Regions from separate parts of the Homo sapiens genome. Here regions 2, 3 and 4 are each linked to region 1. A link is a contact called in ENCODE Hi-C or POLR2A ChIA-PET data. All regions are on one chromosome and are shown on one strand. The core of a region is the stretch at or near the end of the contact, and the rest is flanking DNA. Distances in the headings are between cores, read along the strand shown. Region 1 holds the start of ZNF589 (zinc finger protein 589). Region 2 holds the start of NDUFAF3 (NADH:ubiquinone oxidoreductase complex assembly factor 3). Region 3 holds the start of ELP6 (elongator acetyltransferase complex subunit 6). Region 4 holds the start of PTPN23 (protein tyrosine phosphatase non-receptor type 23).

Region 1 (3,201 bases), core at 444-2,943:
GACAGAGCGAGACTCCGTCTCAAAAAAAAAAAAAAAAAAAAAAAAAAAACCAACCAAAAAAAAAAAGAATCCAAAAATATTAGCGGGGTATGGTGGTGCGTGCTTGTAATCCCGGCTACTCAGGAGGTTGAGGCAGGAGAATCGCTTGAACCCAGGAGAGGGAGGTTGCAGTGAGCCGAGATGGCACCACTGCACTCCAGCATGGTAGACAGAGTGAGACTCCGTGTTCTTTTCCCTAAAAAAAAAAAAAGAGTAATTGGGGAAGTTGTGCTTCAAAAGAGTAATTGGGGAAGTTGTGCGTCTTAGGGCCTCTGGAATAATGGCTGGTAATATTTAGAATTCCAGCCCTTCTCATCCTAATTTGGTGGCTGGTGGCCTTTCATTCATTTTACAAGAACAGTTTAGCCCTTGGGAAGGGCTATTATTTAAGCTATAAACTGAATTCCTTCCCAAGGCTACTTTGGCCTATGCCCAGAAGTGGACAAAGACAGTTTAGAGGTTGAAAGGAAGATGAGGTGGGTTAGATCTGATATCTTTTACTGTCATTGATAAGGCTCTGATGACTGGAGGAACACCAGGGTCCTTGGTCTCTGATAGGCTTAATAACACAGACACACGTGGAGTGGTTTTAAGGAGCGAAAAGTTTAATAGGCAAGAAAGAAGGAAGGAAGACGAAAACAGCTCCCCCATACAGAGACAGAGGGAGCGGGGATTCCAACAAAGAGAAAGCGCCGTGTGCGGAAAAGTGGCTGCTTATCTGAGGATGCTGGAGGAGGCGGTGTCTGGTTTCCATAGGGCTCAGGGGATTAGTTTGATCAGATGTGTCATTTATGTGGCAGCCAAAAACCTGGCCCTCCCACCCTAGCTTTTTAATATGCAAATGTAGGGCTCCATGAAGTTCTACACACGTGGGAATATGTGGGGGGTGGCCATGTTGCCAGGCACATGTCAGGGCAAAGAAAAGGACGGCGGGAATCGCCATGTTTGGGTGCGTCCAGTTTCTAATGGCCTGTATTTCCATATCAAAGCTTGCCATCCTGCTCTAGGAGCCCAGGCTTTCCTGCTAGACAAGAAACCTTTCTGGAGCTGCTTTAAAAGAAACAAAAACTTCCCAAGGACCCCTTTCCTTCTCTATCTGCTTAAAATAATTTCTTAATAACTCCTATAACATCATAATTTCCTTAGGTATAATTTTGCAAAGGCGGTTTCAAAAGCTCTTTGGGGTCCTCAGTAATTTTTAAGAGTGTAAAAGGATTTTAACAACAACAAGTTTGCGAACCACTGTCCTTGAGAAGCTCTCCATGGATGCGCATGAGTCTGTCCAATTGGAGTCCTGGTGTATTTCTACATTAGATACCACACAGCAGTGAACACACAATGAACAGGTCAACACGTGTCATTATAGAACTGCGCAAAAGAGCTAGTAGCAGGCATTGTAAGTGTATTTATATAATGTTTACAACCATGGAAAACAACACTATATTTTGCTTATGGGTACCTGTGGTAAGCACAACCCCAAATATTGCGGCCGAGGGGGACCTAGAAGGTCAAAGTGCGCCTCAGCATTTTCTCTCGCCCTGCACAAGCCGCATTTCGCCCCGAGAACTACGCTTCCCGGCAGGCTGCGCGCCGCGCGGTGACGCACTTCACCCAGTCCTGCTTCTTTCTTCTGGCGCCGCCAGTGGCCCGCGGTGCGCATTCTAATCCGTTTCACACACGGTGCTGCTACCTCGTTTGCTTCGTGCGTGCGTGCGCGCGCAGATGTGGGCCCCGCGGGAGCAGCTACTGGGCTGGACTGCGGAAGGTGAGTCGGGGCCGCGAGATCGCCTCCCCCATTCGGTGCTCCAGCCGCAGGCGCCGCGCAGGCGTCGGCCGTATCCACCAGGGATGCGCGTGGGGTGCGAGCTGTGTGAGGCGCTGACTACCCCTACAGCGGCTCTTACTCCCCTGGGGGGCCAGGTTCCTCCCTAGGTGTCCCGTACAGTCTCCACGGTGCTCACTCCACGACTCTTCACCGGGCATCCTGCACTTGTGCACTCCGGCAGTCATTGGCCATAAATGGCTGCTGAGCATTTGAGATGTGTGGAGTGCAACTGAAGAACAGCATTTTGTATTATTATATTATATCATATTTATTTTGAGACGGAGTCTCGCTCTGTCGCCCAGGCTGGAGTGCAGTGGCGCGATCTCCGTTCACTGCAATCTCCGTCTCCCGGGTTCAAGCAGTTCTCTGCCTCAGCCTGCCGAGCAGCTGGGATTACAGGCGCCCTCCACCACGCCTGGCTAATTTTTGTATTTTTAGTAGAGACGGGGATTTCACCATGTTGGCCAGGCTGGTTTTGAACTCCAGACCTCGTGATCCGCCCACCTCGGCCTCCCAAAGTGCTGGGATTACAGGCGTGAGCCACCGCGCCCGGAGTATATTATATTTTTATATTTTTTGAGTCGGTCCGGAGTGCAGTGGCGGGATCTAGGCTCACTGCAGCCTCCGCTTTCCCAGGCTCAAGTGATTCTCGTGCCTCAGCTTCCGGAGTAGCTGGGATTACAGGCGGCGCCTCACCACCCCGGCTGTTGTATTTTTAGTAGAGAGGGGATTTCGCCATATTTGCCAGGCTGGTCTCGAACTCCTGGCCTCAAGCAATCCACCCACCTTGGCCTCCCACAATGTTGGGATTACAGGTGTTAGCCACCCCACCCGGCCCAAAAGACTTTTTTTTTGGAGACAGAGTCTTGCTCTGTAGCCCAGGCTGGAGTGCAGTGGGCGATCTCTGCTCACTGCAACCTCTTTCTCCCAGGTTCCAGCGATTCTCCTGCCTCAGCCTACCAAGCGGCTGGAATTACAGGGACACGCCACCACGCCCGGCTATTTTTTTGTATTTTTAGTAGAGGCGGGGTTTCATCATGTTGGCCAGGCCGGTCTTGAACTCCTGACCCCAGATGATCCACCTGCCTCGGCCTCCCAAAGTGTTGGGATTACAGGTGGGAGCTACCACACCCGGCCCCAAATGACTTTGGATGTAACAACAGGAACAGTCTAGAACAGGGCTGGGCAAATTTTTTTCTGTTTGGTTTTTTTAGAAACAGGGTCTCCCTATGTTGCCCAGGCTGGTCTCCAACTCCTGGGCTCAAGGGATCCTCCCGCCTCGGTCTCCCAAAGTGCTAGGATTATAGGCGTGAGCCACTGCACCTGGTCTTGCAAAC
Region 2 (3,436 bases), core at 172-2,671, 780 kb after region 1:
TGTCCAGCCGTTGGCGGGGGGCGGGGGAGCTCCTGCCCCCAGGTCACTCGCCCTGGGGCCACATCAGAACCCGCCCATCCCCAGTCCCAGGAGGAAGACCCGGGAGTAGGTTGTGAAACGGAGTCTAGAGGGAACAAGACGCTCACCTGGGCCACAGAACAATAGAAGGGGAGGTGGGGGCCTCCCCTGGGACCGGGTCCCGATCCGGATTAGATCCGTGGGGCAGGATTAGCCCTGTTGGTCCCACGAAGCCTGGGCCACTGGTGCGGTGACGGTGGTGGGGCGGGCTTCGGAATCCGTCAGGAGGGAAGCGCGCCCGTGGGGCCGGAGAGGAAGTAAACCCGCGCGTCCACCTCGGGGACACCCCCGCGCTCGGTGGCCTTTGTCCGGTGACGCTGCCAGCGCCCGGAGCACCAGGGGCCGAAGGGGTCCACAGAGCAGCCGCGGGACCCCCGGAAACCCATTGCGACCGGCCCCAGGAGACCCACCACCAGGCTCCCACTGTGCCGAGCTTCCCGCTCGCCCGGCCCCGCGGGTAGCGAAAGCGACAATGTTCCCCTGAGGCCACGACAGAGCCGGCGTGCCGAGATGCCCAAACCCCGCGCGGGGGCCAGCGACTCTCGCGCCAGTAGGCCCTTGACTTGGATCAAGACGGGGGACGGGGGACTCCCAGGACGCGAGCAGAGTGAACGAGGACAAGGTGATGCTCCACGCGCTTCTACTTCAAGTCTGGTCCGGTTCGGCCTGGTCTGGGCCAGCCGAACAGCCACCCAAACACTATCACAGCTTGCCCTTCCGCTTGCTCTGGCTGCCTGCAGACTTGGAGCCATTTTAAGGAGAAACCACCTGGCCACGCCCCCTAGAGAACCCGAGAAGCCAATCCACGCTCGGCCACGCCCCTCTCCGCGCGCTGCGGAGAGGCCAACGGTCGCGCGGGTGACGGTTAGGGCGGGGCGTGCTTCCGCGTCTAGCCGGAGAAACTTGAGCCGGCTGCCCCGCCCACGGTGCCCGAAGCCCCAAAGGCTGGAATTAGGGGCTAGAAGTCTGGCACCCACCGCCTGGCCAGGTGTTCGGGACGCGACCAGGTGGGCGGTCGCCCCGCCCCGGGAGCGCGGCTTAATAGCTGAGAGCCCGGGGGCCAGGCCGCGGCTGCGGCCCAGGCAACGCCCTGAGGGTGGCCACGCTGCCAGGTGTTCCACTCCCCCGGGACTATGGGCAAGGGCCCGGGGCGGGGAGGGCGGCAGGTGCTGACACTGGAGCTGCGCCGGAGGTCGGGGAACTCGGCCTCCTAAGACTGAGGACACTCGCCTGCTGGGCCGGTCGAGCTGTGCGGTGCCCTCCGGGACGCAGGGGGCGCTGCAGCCACGCTGGGTCAGGCTCCGCAGGGCCCTCCCAACCCGGGGACTAACGGCGCCGGTGACGACTTCGCCGCGCGTTGGTCAGCCATGGCCACCGCTCTCGCGCTACGTAGCTTGTACCGAGCGCGACCCTCGCTGCGCTGTCCGCCCGTTGAGCTTCCCTGGTGAGCTTGGACCCCGCGCCCTCGACCATCCAGCCCCCTAGGGCCGGCGACTGCCAGCCCAGCACCTTCCGGCCTCTCGGGCTGCCCGGCCCGGCCCCGCGCCCCTGACCCTTTCCCTCCGCAGGGCCCCGCGGCGAGGGCATCGGCTCTCGCCGGCGGATGACGAGCTGTATCAGCGGACGCGCATCTCTCTGCTGCAACGCGAGGCCGCTCAGGCAATGTACATCGACAGCTACAACAGCCGCGGCTTCATGATAAACGGAAACCGCGTGCTCGGCCCCTGCGCTCTGCTCCCGCACTCGGTGGTGCAGTGGAACGTGAGTCCTGGCCCGCAGTGTGGAAACTGAGGCCCAGAGTCACAGGCCCTCACCCTGCTTGGTCCCTGCAAACTTGGCTTTCCTCTGTCTCCTCCTGCAGTGGATGGAGATGGGGAGAGGCTGCGTGGATTTGTCGTATTAAATGTGCCTCCTCCCTGCACAGGTGGGATCCCACCAGGACATCACCGAAGACAGCTTTTCCCTCTTCTGGTTGCTGGAGCCCCGGATAGGTACTGGGGAAGGGGAGGGAGAACAGAGGTGTTCTGGGCCCCAGAAGGCGACCCCCACTGCAGCCTCTCAACAGAACTGTAGACTAGCCACACCCACCCTTCCCTAGAGATCGTGGTGGTGGGGACTGGAGACCGGACCGAGAGGCTGCAGTCCCAGGTGCTTCAAGCCATGAGGCAGCGGGGCATTGCTGTGGAAGTGCAGGACACGGTGAGTCCCGGGACTGGGGCATGCTGCGGGGAGCACAGGCCTGGCGCTAGACAGGCTGATGCTGGCCTTTTCTTTGCAGCCCAATGCCTGTGCCACCTTCAACTTCCTGTGTCATGAAGGCCGAGTAACTGGAGCTGCTCTCATCCCTCCACCAGGAGGGACTTCACTTACATCTTTGGGCCAAGCTGCTCAATGAACCGCCAGGAACTGACCTGCTGACTGCACTCTGCCAGGCTTCCCAATGCTTTCACTCTTATCTACCCTTTGGCACTTATCTTGCTTATCAACATAATAATTTATACACTTCTCCCATTTTGTATCAGGTGTGTTGCTGGCCAGGAGCTGATGGCTCACTGGGCTCTTGGAGGGGAATGTGAAGAAACCAAGGAGTCACTTTTTCATCTAGATTACTTAGGATTCCTTGACTTTTCAGAAGTCGGGAAGCAGTATGTTTGCCTGTTGTAGACCTACTTGCTCACATGCAGATTTGAGAGGACCTCAACGGCTTTTCTCACAAAATCGCTGATTGTTTTTCTTTTTTTGAGATGGAGTCTCGCTGTCGCCCGGGCTGCAGTGCAGTGGCGTGATCTTGGCCCACTACAACCTCCACCTCCTGGATTCAAGCGATTCTCGTGCCTCAGCCTCCTGAGTAGCTGGAATTAGAGGCCCCTACCACTACACTGGGCTTTTTTTTTTTTTTTTTTTTCTGGAGATGAGTCTTGCTCTTTCGCCAGGGTGGAGTGCAGTGGCGCAGTCTCAGCTCACTGCAACCTCCGCCTCCTGGGTTTCAGTGATTCTCCTGCCTCAGCCTCCTGAGTAGCTGGGACTAGAGGTATGCATCACCACGCCCAGCTAATTTTTGTATTTTTAGTAGAGAAAGGGTTCACCATGTTGGCCAGGATGGTCTCGAACTCCTGATCTCAAGTGATCCACCTGCCTCCCAAAGTGCTGGGATTACAGACGTGAGCCAATGTGCCTGGCCGAGAGAGATTCAAGTTAGGGAATATATATGTGTGTTGACCTGGTCCTATATGGCCAAGCTATGGGCTAGCAGGATGCCCTGTGTATGCCAGTCCCAGGGCTTGTTCTTTGACCCCTTGGGAGCCAGAGTCAGATGCTCAGTGTGAGACTGAAACCCCAAGAGCCATAGCTATAGCTA
Region 3 (3,324 bases), core at 135-2,634, 730 kb before region 1:
AGTTCCAGACCAGCCTGGCCAACATGGTGAAACCCCGTCTCTAACAAAAAATACAAAAAAAAATCAGCCAAGTAATTAGCCCGGTGTGGTAGCGCACGCCTGCAATCCCAGCTACTTGGGAGGCTGAATAAGGAGAATCACTTGAACCCGGGAGGTGAGGTTGCAGGGAGCCGAGATCGCGCCAGTGCACTCCAGCCCAGGCGAGGGAGCGAGACTCCATCAAAAATAAATAAATAAATAAATAAGCCAAAAGATACACTCCTGAAAGAGGTTACTCCTACGTTAAAATGTGAAAGGTTTCAAGGTACCCCGGAGTGTGAGGAGGGTGGAGAGAACAGGCCAGCCTGGGGTGCCCAAGACGGACTTGGTCCAAGCCAATTTGGCTCTGTCCTGCTTCTAACAGTTCTATTAGAGATCACAAGGAGGAAGAGTAAGAAGAACAGCAGCGTTCAATACAATGTGCCAATTGCTCCGGGGCGAGGTGGCGGTTAGGAAGCTCGCCCATGAAGACGGCGGCGAAACGAACTCCCCTCTCCTCTCGGGCCTATTCTGCAGTCTCCTCTGAGCGCCTGGGACCCCCCACCCCAGTGAACATGCACAGCGCGCCACAGTTCACGTCCGCGAATATAACCCAACCCCACTGTCGGCCATGCTTCCCAGGTACTTTTTTTTTTTTTTTTTGAGGTGGAGTCCCGCTCTGTCGCCCAGGCTGGAGTGCGGTGGCGAGATCTCGGGTCACTGCAACCTCCGCCTCCCGGGTTCAAGCAATTCTCCTGTCTCAGCCTCCCGAGTAGCTGAGATTACAGGCATGAGCCACCACGCCCGGCTAATTTTTGTATTTTTCGTAGAGACGGGGGTTTCACCATCTTGGCCAGACTTGTCTCGAACTCTTGACCTTAGATGATGCACCCGCCTCGGCCTCCCAAACTGCTGGGATTACAGGGGTGAGCCACCGCGCCCGGCCGCTTCCCAGGGACTTTTAAGGACACGCACAGCCGTTGAGAATATGCGAGATGGCCCAGAAGCCCACTTTCGGCGGGCCCAAGCCTCCAGTCCAATCCCCGGGTCGATCCTCTGCGGACTACAACTCCCAGGTACCCCGTGCCGGGTCGTCGCGCCATTCCCCGGGGTCGTGCGCACCGCCTCCCGGATGCAGTATTCCGCTGCCCTGCCAGGTCCCGCCCCCTTCCGGCCAGCGGGACCTCTTACCTGCTCCGCCCTGTCGGGGGTGGTGTTAAGCAGGTTATTAAGTTCCACGAACATTCCGAGCTCCTGGGACTAGCGCTCTGGAGGAGAACCCGGAGTGCTGCAGAGACGACGGAGGCTGGAGAGCAAAACACACCCGACAGCCCGGCTCGCGCAAGGAAGCGCGCATGCGCAATGCCACTTTTGCGAGCCAGCCACAGCCAATGAGGCGGGTGCCTCGATGGGACCGCTGCGCACGCGCGTAGACGTCCGTCGAGTCCCAGGTGGTAGGAAACGATGGGCTTCTCTGTGCGACTGCCAGCGGCCTCTGGCGGCTCATTCCGCGCAGATCTGCGTGGCGCCCGAGCCCTCCCAGTGGGCCCCCAAGGCTCCACGCGACCGAGTATTCTTCTTCCCTTGGCCTCGCTCTCTGCCCAGCCCCGGGCTCCTTTTCTCCACACGTGGCTGTCAAGCGCCTTCTGTATGCCCCACACTCCTGGGAGCTTGGGCTACATCGATGAACAAAAACAAAGGACAGGGAATTTATTATTATTATTATTATTATTATTATTATTATTATTATTTAATTGAGACGGAGTCTTGCCCTGTCGCCCAGGCTGGAGTGCAGTGGCGCGATCTCGGCTCACTACAGTCTCCGCCTCCTGGGTTCACGCCATTCTCCTGCCTCAGCCTCCCGAGTGTAGCTGGGACTACAGGCGCCCGCCACCACGCCCGGCTAATTTTTTGTATTTTTAGTAGAGACGGGGTTTCACCGTGTTAGCCAGGATGGTCTTGATCTCCCGACCTCGTGATCCGCCGGCCTCGGCCTCCCAAAGTGCTGGGATTACAGGCATGAGCCACCACGCCCGGCCGACACGGAATTATATCTTGAAAAGTTGTGTGGAGAAAAGCAAAGTGGGATTAGAGAGTACCAATGGGGGCAGGGGTAGGTTCCAGAATTAAAGAGGTTGTCAGGGTGGGTCTCACTAAGAAAGTGTGGTTGCGGCTGGGCGCGGTGGCTCACACCTGTAATGCCAGCACTTTGGGAGGCCTAGACGGAGGGATCACGAGGTCAGGAGTTCGAGACTAGCCTGGCCAATATAGTGAAACCCCCTTCTCTATTAAAAATACAAAAAATTAGCCTGGCGTGGTGGGGGGCGCCTGTCATCCCAGCCACTCGGGAGGCTGAGCCAGTAGAATCGCTTGAACCTGGGAGGCAGAGGTTGCAGTAAGCCGAGATCACGCCATTGCTCTCTAGCCTGGGCAGCAGTGTGAGACTTCGTTAAAAAACAGTGTGGTTGCAACACGCCCTGTATGCCTGTCCTCAGAGCCTTTATACTAACTCTTCCCTCTTCCTGGAATGCCCCTTTTCCCAGATATTAAGCTGATTTTAAAATTCCCCACTTCCTTCAGGTCTCTGCTCCGATGTCACTTTATTCGTGAGGCCTTCCCTGAGCACCTTACTTAAATCACAAACTGTCCCTTTCCCAACACTTCTTTTTCCTTGCTTTTATTTTTTTCCATAACATTTATATCTATTATACCGTATATAGTTTTGTTCTAGCCCAATCAGCCTCAGATCAGTGGACAAACCTGTAATTCCACCAAAGTCAAGTTTATTGACAGTCACTAAAATAATTGTTATATGATTTGGGAAAGAGTCGAATTCAGGTGAAATTTAAGTGAACCGGTGTTTGATATGCTCAAAGCACAGCACAGCTGTGTGTGGAGTCCTAATCTGGCGTGGACTGCAAAGGGGACCCAGGGTCATTTCTGTGGAAACTACAAGGTTAAGATCGATGTGGAATGTAATCGTTAGCTGAAGCTCTGCACCTGGGATGGAAATCAAGGCTGCTTCTCTGTGTCAAAGGGATGTAGATCCTTCAGCCAAGAATGAGATGTTTCATGCTTATTGAAATGTGAGAAAGAGAAAAAAAAATTGGCCTGACACTCACAGCTAGGTCTTGGTGTTCCTGTTGAGCATAAACAATTTCATAAAACACCAACATCAGACTGATTGTGACGGATCAAGACAAAACTAGAACACTCCATAATCATGTTGAACACAAAACATGTACATTGTCCAAGCCACAACCAAACATCTCATTTCCCAGCAAATAAGAGTACCACTTCTTTACC
Region 4 (3,143 bases), core at 266-2,765, 860 kb before region 1:
ACAGGCGTACATGAGCCACCATGTCCTGCTAATTTTTATATTTTTTGTAGGGACGGGGTTTGGCCATGTGGGCTAGGCTGGTCTTGAACTCCCGGGCTTAAGCGATCCGCCCGCCTCGGCCTCCCAAAGTGATGGGATTACAAGCGTGAACCACCGCACCCGGCATCGTGGTCTCCACATTTCATCCAGAACGAGTCAAAGGCCTTGACCTCGAGCTTAACACGGACCTGAACCTTTGCTCTTCCCTTGTTTTCCCTTATCAGTAAACAGCCCCACAGCCACCCACCTGCACAAGCCAGAAGCTTGGAAATCATATTCGACGTCCTCATGCCCTTACATCCATCCATTCCAAGTTCTGATACTTTTGTCTCCAAAATATTCCTCAAATATTTCTCAAAGTGGGCAAAATATTTCTTTGCTCACTTTTTACTTCCCTCTGCTCCAAGCCACAATCACCTGTCTCCTGGAAGACTACAAAAGGCTCACTGATCTCCCAGCTCGCACTTTTGCACTCACTATCTCCAGGCCATTCTCTGTTATTTCTATTGTTACTATTATTATTTTGAGACGGAGTCTCGCTCTGTCGCTCAGGCTGGAGAGCAGTGGCAAGATCTAGGCTCACCGCAATCTCCGCCTCCCAGGTCAAGCGATTGAACCTCCAGCCTCAGCCTCCCGAGTAGCCTATTATTTATTTCTAAAAGTAGGTGATACAGCCATATGATTTAACAATTCCTGCTCTATAGGTCCCCTCTCCAGAGGCAACAGGTGCTCTCCATTCCGTGGTCTCCTTCCAGATACTGTGGGCGTCCCTGGGTGCTCACCTGGCCGTATACCTTCCCCCACCCACTTCCCCACAGGGCCCGGGGCCTCCTCACTCCGCTTGAGACCCTCCATCCAGGCGCTCCCTCCCTATCGTCCGTCTCCCTTGGGCACTGCCCGGCCTCCCAGGCTGGGCTGAGTAGGCCAGTCTCCGGTCAGTGATTCTGTTCCAAAGCTCGAAAGCCTTCGCAGCACTGGGACTGAAACCCCCAGCTCTCAGCCCCGACTCCTTCAGGCCAGGTGCTCCCTCCGCACCCTCTCTAAGGCCCGTTTTCGCGTCATCTCTTTCCAGCGGCCCGCCCGCCACGTCATCTCTACCACAGCACCAGTCCTCCACGGCTCTTGACAATACGTGGGAGGGCAAGTTCATAGGTGAGGTCTCATGCTCTTCCTAGGAGGGAGGAGCGCGGCGGGCGGGACCCGCAGCTGGGCTTGGCCCGGGAGCGGGGAATAAGCTCGCTCCGCGCCTCTCAGTTTAGTGGATGAAGACTACTATCCCAGAAGCCGTTTCGCCTCGGGCTGGCGAGCTCCTCCCCGCCCTACTCCCTCCGCGCGAAGAAGACTGAGCATGCGCAACAGGGACAGCGCCTGCGCAAAAGACTACGCGAGCGGGTGGCTGGGTTCACTGCAACTCCCGGCAGGCCGCTGGCATTTTTCATTCCCTCCCGTGACCAGTGACTTCCGGCACGAAGGGGCGGGGCTGGGCTCGTGGCTGAGCCAGCAGCTGCAGCAGCTACGGGAGTGGCCGGGTGGCCGGCGGGTGCCAGCCGCCATGGAGGCCGTGCCCCGCATGCCCATGATCTGGCTGGACCTGAAGGAGGCCGGTGACTTTCACTTCCAGCCAGCTGTGAAGAAGGTGAGCTTGCCTTCCATCTTCCCCCCTATCCGCCGCGTATCTCCGTCGTCTGCAAGCGCGTGACGCCCCCCTGCGCGCCCATCACCTCCTCAGGCCCGGTCGCAGGGTCCGGTGAGGCCAGGAGGGGCCTTCGCCGGTTTTCCTCAGCCTGTCCCACACCCCGGCGCCCGCAGGCCATTCTTCTCCTCCCCGATAGCCCCGTGCTAGCACCTGCATCTTCATCTGAACCCGGTTCCCGACTTCTGCCCCGAGTCATCCGCTGTTCCCACTGAGGCAGCACACTTCCTCCTTCTGACGCTCGGACCCAGTTCTGCCCCGCCCCTCCTCCATGCCAGGACCGCCCCGCGCGGGAGCGGTGGGCGGCCCTGACCGTGCGGATTCTTTTGCTGCGCCCGGCCCTCGGTGCGCTGTCAAGTCCACGCCCGCCTGGGACAGACACTGGGGATGGCTCAGGGGCGTGTGTTTAAGACGTGAGCCCCGGTGGCCCAGGGAGATGCCCGACCCCTGCGGTGAGGGTTTGTTTTACAATTGCTGCGATTCTGTATGGTCTCCCATTCGGGAGTCTCTTTGGACCAAACAATACAATCCCACGACATTTTTAGGAGGGTTACTGCTTTTCGTAACCGACTGGAGGGCATAAACAGTGTTGTAGAGCTCAGAGAAATCTTACTGTGTTGGAAGAACAGACGGGCAGGTTTGGCGTTGACTAAGGCAAGGAACTTCTGTGGAGAGGTTCAGGTGTGGTGATTGAACACAGGTGCCCTCCGAGACATCCGCTGTATTGGTAGCACTGAGGGCTAGAGCAGAAATGAAAAGGAACAACCAGGAGGCCGTCGCAGGTGGGGGGCCTTGTGGGCTTAGCACAGCAGATGCCAGAGTAAGCCCCAATCTAGATGGTGCACCACTTAGCGAGACGCTTGGGAAGACAAATAGGAAAAAGAAAATGGGTTTGGAAGTAGTTTCCCAAGAAGCTGTCTCCCCTCTAATCGCCATACACCATTGCCTTAGTTCAGACAGTGTTTGAGTCCATCATCTAGCCTCTTGGGGCCAGGAAATGAGGGTAATTGATCCAAAATTCTAGAATTTTGTTAACGGTTATCCAGACGTTGCTCTCTTCTTCATCTGCTGTTTCTTTTTCCTACCTTTTTTTTTTTTTTTGAGACGGAGTTTCGCTCTTGTTGCCCAGGCTGGAGTGCAATGGCACGATCTCGGCTCACCGCAACGTCAGCCTCCCGGGTTTAAGCGATTCTCCTGCCTCAGCCTTCCAAGTAGCTGGAATTACAGGCATGCGCCACCATGCCCGGCTAATTTTGTATTTTTATTAGAGATGGGGTTTTGCCATGTTGGTCAGACTGGTCTCGAACTCCTGACATCAGGTGATCCGCTTGCCTCGGCCTCCCAAAGTGCTGGGATTACAGGCCTTCATCTGCTGTTTCATACAAATACAATTGGATGAATTTTTCTAAGA

What was found. A loop is a pair of places that touch in the nucleus more often than their neighbours do. ChIA-PET counts read pairs that join two places held with the same protein, here RNA polymerase II (POLR2A). Pooled maps may share reads with other maps.
Region 2: a pooled map shows a loop between it and region 1 (21-fold over the local background). The contact joins the promoter of NDUFAF3 here to the promoter of ZNF589 in region 1. A Hi-C loop is called at or near these places in 1 of 168 maps with a recorded cell type or tissue (B cell) and 7 of 50 pooled maps. POLR2A ChIA-PET finds 5 or more read pairs at or near these places in 1 of 52 experiments (MCF 10A).
Region 3: a loop to region 1 is called in a map of CD8-positive, alpha-beta T cell, with 15 times the contacts of the local background. The contact joins the promoter of ELP6 here to the promoter of ZNF589 in region 1. A Hi-C loop is called at or near these places in 1 of 168 maps with a recorded cell type or tissue (CD8-positive, alpha-beta T cell) and 9 of 50 pooled maps. POLR2A ChIA-PET finds 5 or more read pairs at or near these places in 1 of 52 experiments (activated T-cell).
Region 4: a map with no recorded cell type shows a loop between it and region 1 (20-fold over the local background). The contact joins the promoter of PTPN23 here to the promoter of ZNF589 in region 1. A Hi-C loop is called at or near these places in 1 of 37 single-sample maps with no recorded cell type and 6 of 50 pooled maps.

The regions. Positions count from the first base shown.
Region 1 is chr3:48,239,411-48,242,611 of GRCh38, forward strand. ZNF589 (zinc finger protein 589) reads left to right here and starts at 1,694. Exons shown (of 4, transcript NM_016089.3): 1 at 1,694-1,804. The coding sequence starts at 1,762. RefSeq lists enhancers at 849-1,143, 1,461-2,378, 1,569-1,863.
Region 2 is chr3:49,020,700-49,024,135 of GRCh38, forward strand. It overlaps NDUFAF3 (NADH:ubiquinone oxidoreductase complex assembly factor 3), which reads left to right and starts at 1,422. Exons shown (of 5, transcript NM_199069.2): 1 at 1,422-1,522; 2 at 1,647-1,839; 3 at 2,003-2,069; 4 at 2,177-2,277; 5 at 2,357-2,796. The coding sequence starts at 1,446. The coding sequence ends at 2,473. It overlaps MIR191 (microRNA 191), which reads right to left and starts at 10; the gene lies at 1-10. It also overlaps a transcript of DALRD3 not described here. RefSeq lists an enhancer at 509-1,278 and silencers at 794-996, 1,033-1,222, 1,443-1,542, 1,583-1,702, 1,763-1,812.
Region 3 is chr3:47,512,328-47,515,651 of GRCh38, forward strand. It overlaps ELP6 (elongator acetyltransferase complex subunit 6), which reads right to left and starts at 1,385. Exons shown (of 7, transcript NM_001031703.3): 1 at 1,210-1,385. The coding sequence starts at 1,263. RefSeq lists enhancers at 800-909, 1,240-1,349.
Region 4 is chr3:47,379,506-47,382,648 of GRCh38, forward strand. PTPN23 (protein tyrosine phosphatase non-receptor type 23) reads left to right here and starts at 1,516. Exons shown (of 25, transcript NM_015466.4): 1 at 1,516-1,675. The coding sequence starts at 1,592. It overlaps PTPN23-DT (PTPN23 divergent transcript), which reads right to left and starts at 1,987. Exons shown (of 1, transcript NR_185912.1): 1 at 1-1,987. RefSeq lists enhancers at 902-1,579, 1,089-1,148, 1,319-1,538, 1,580-2,255.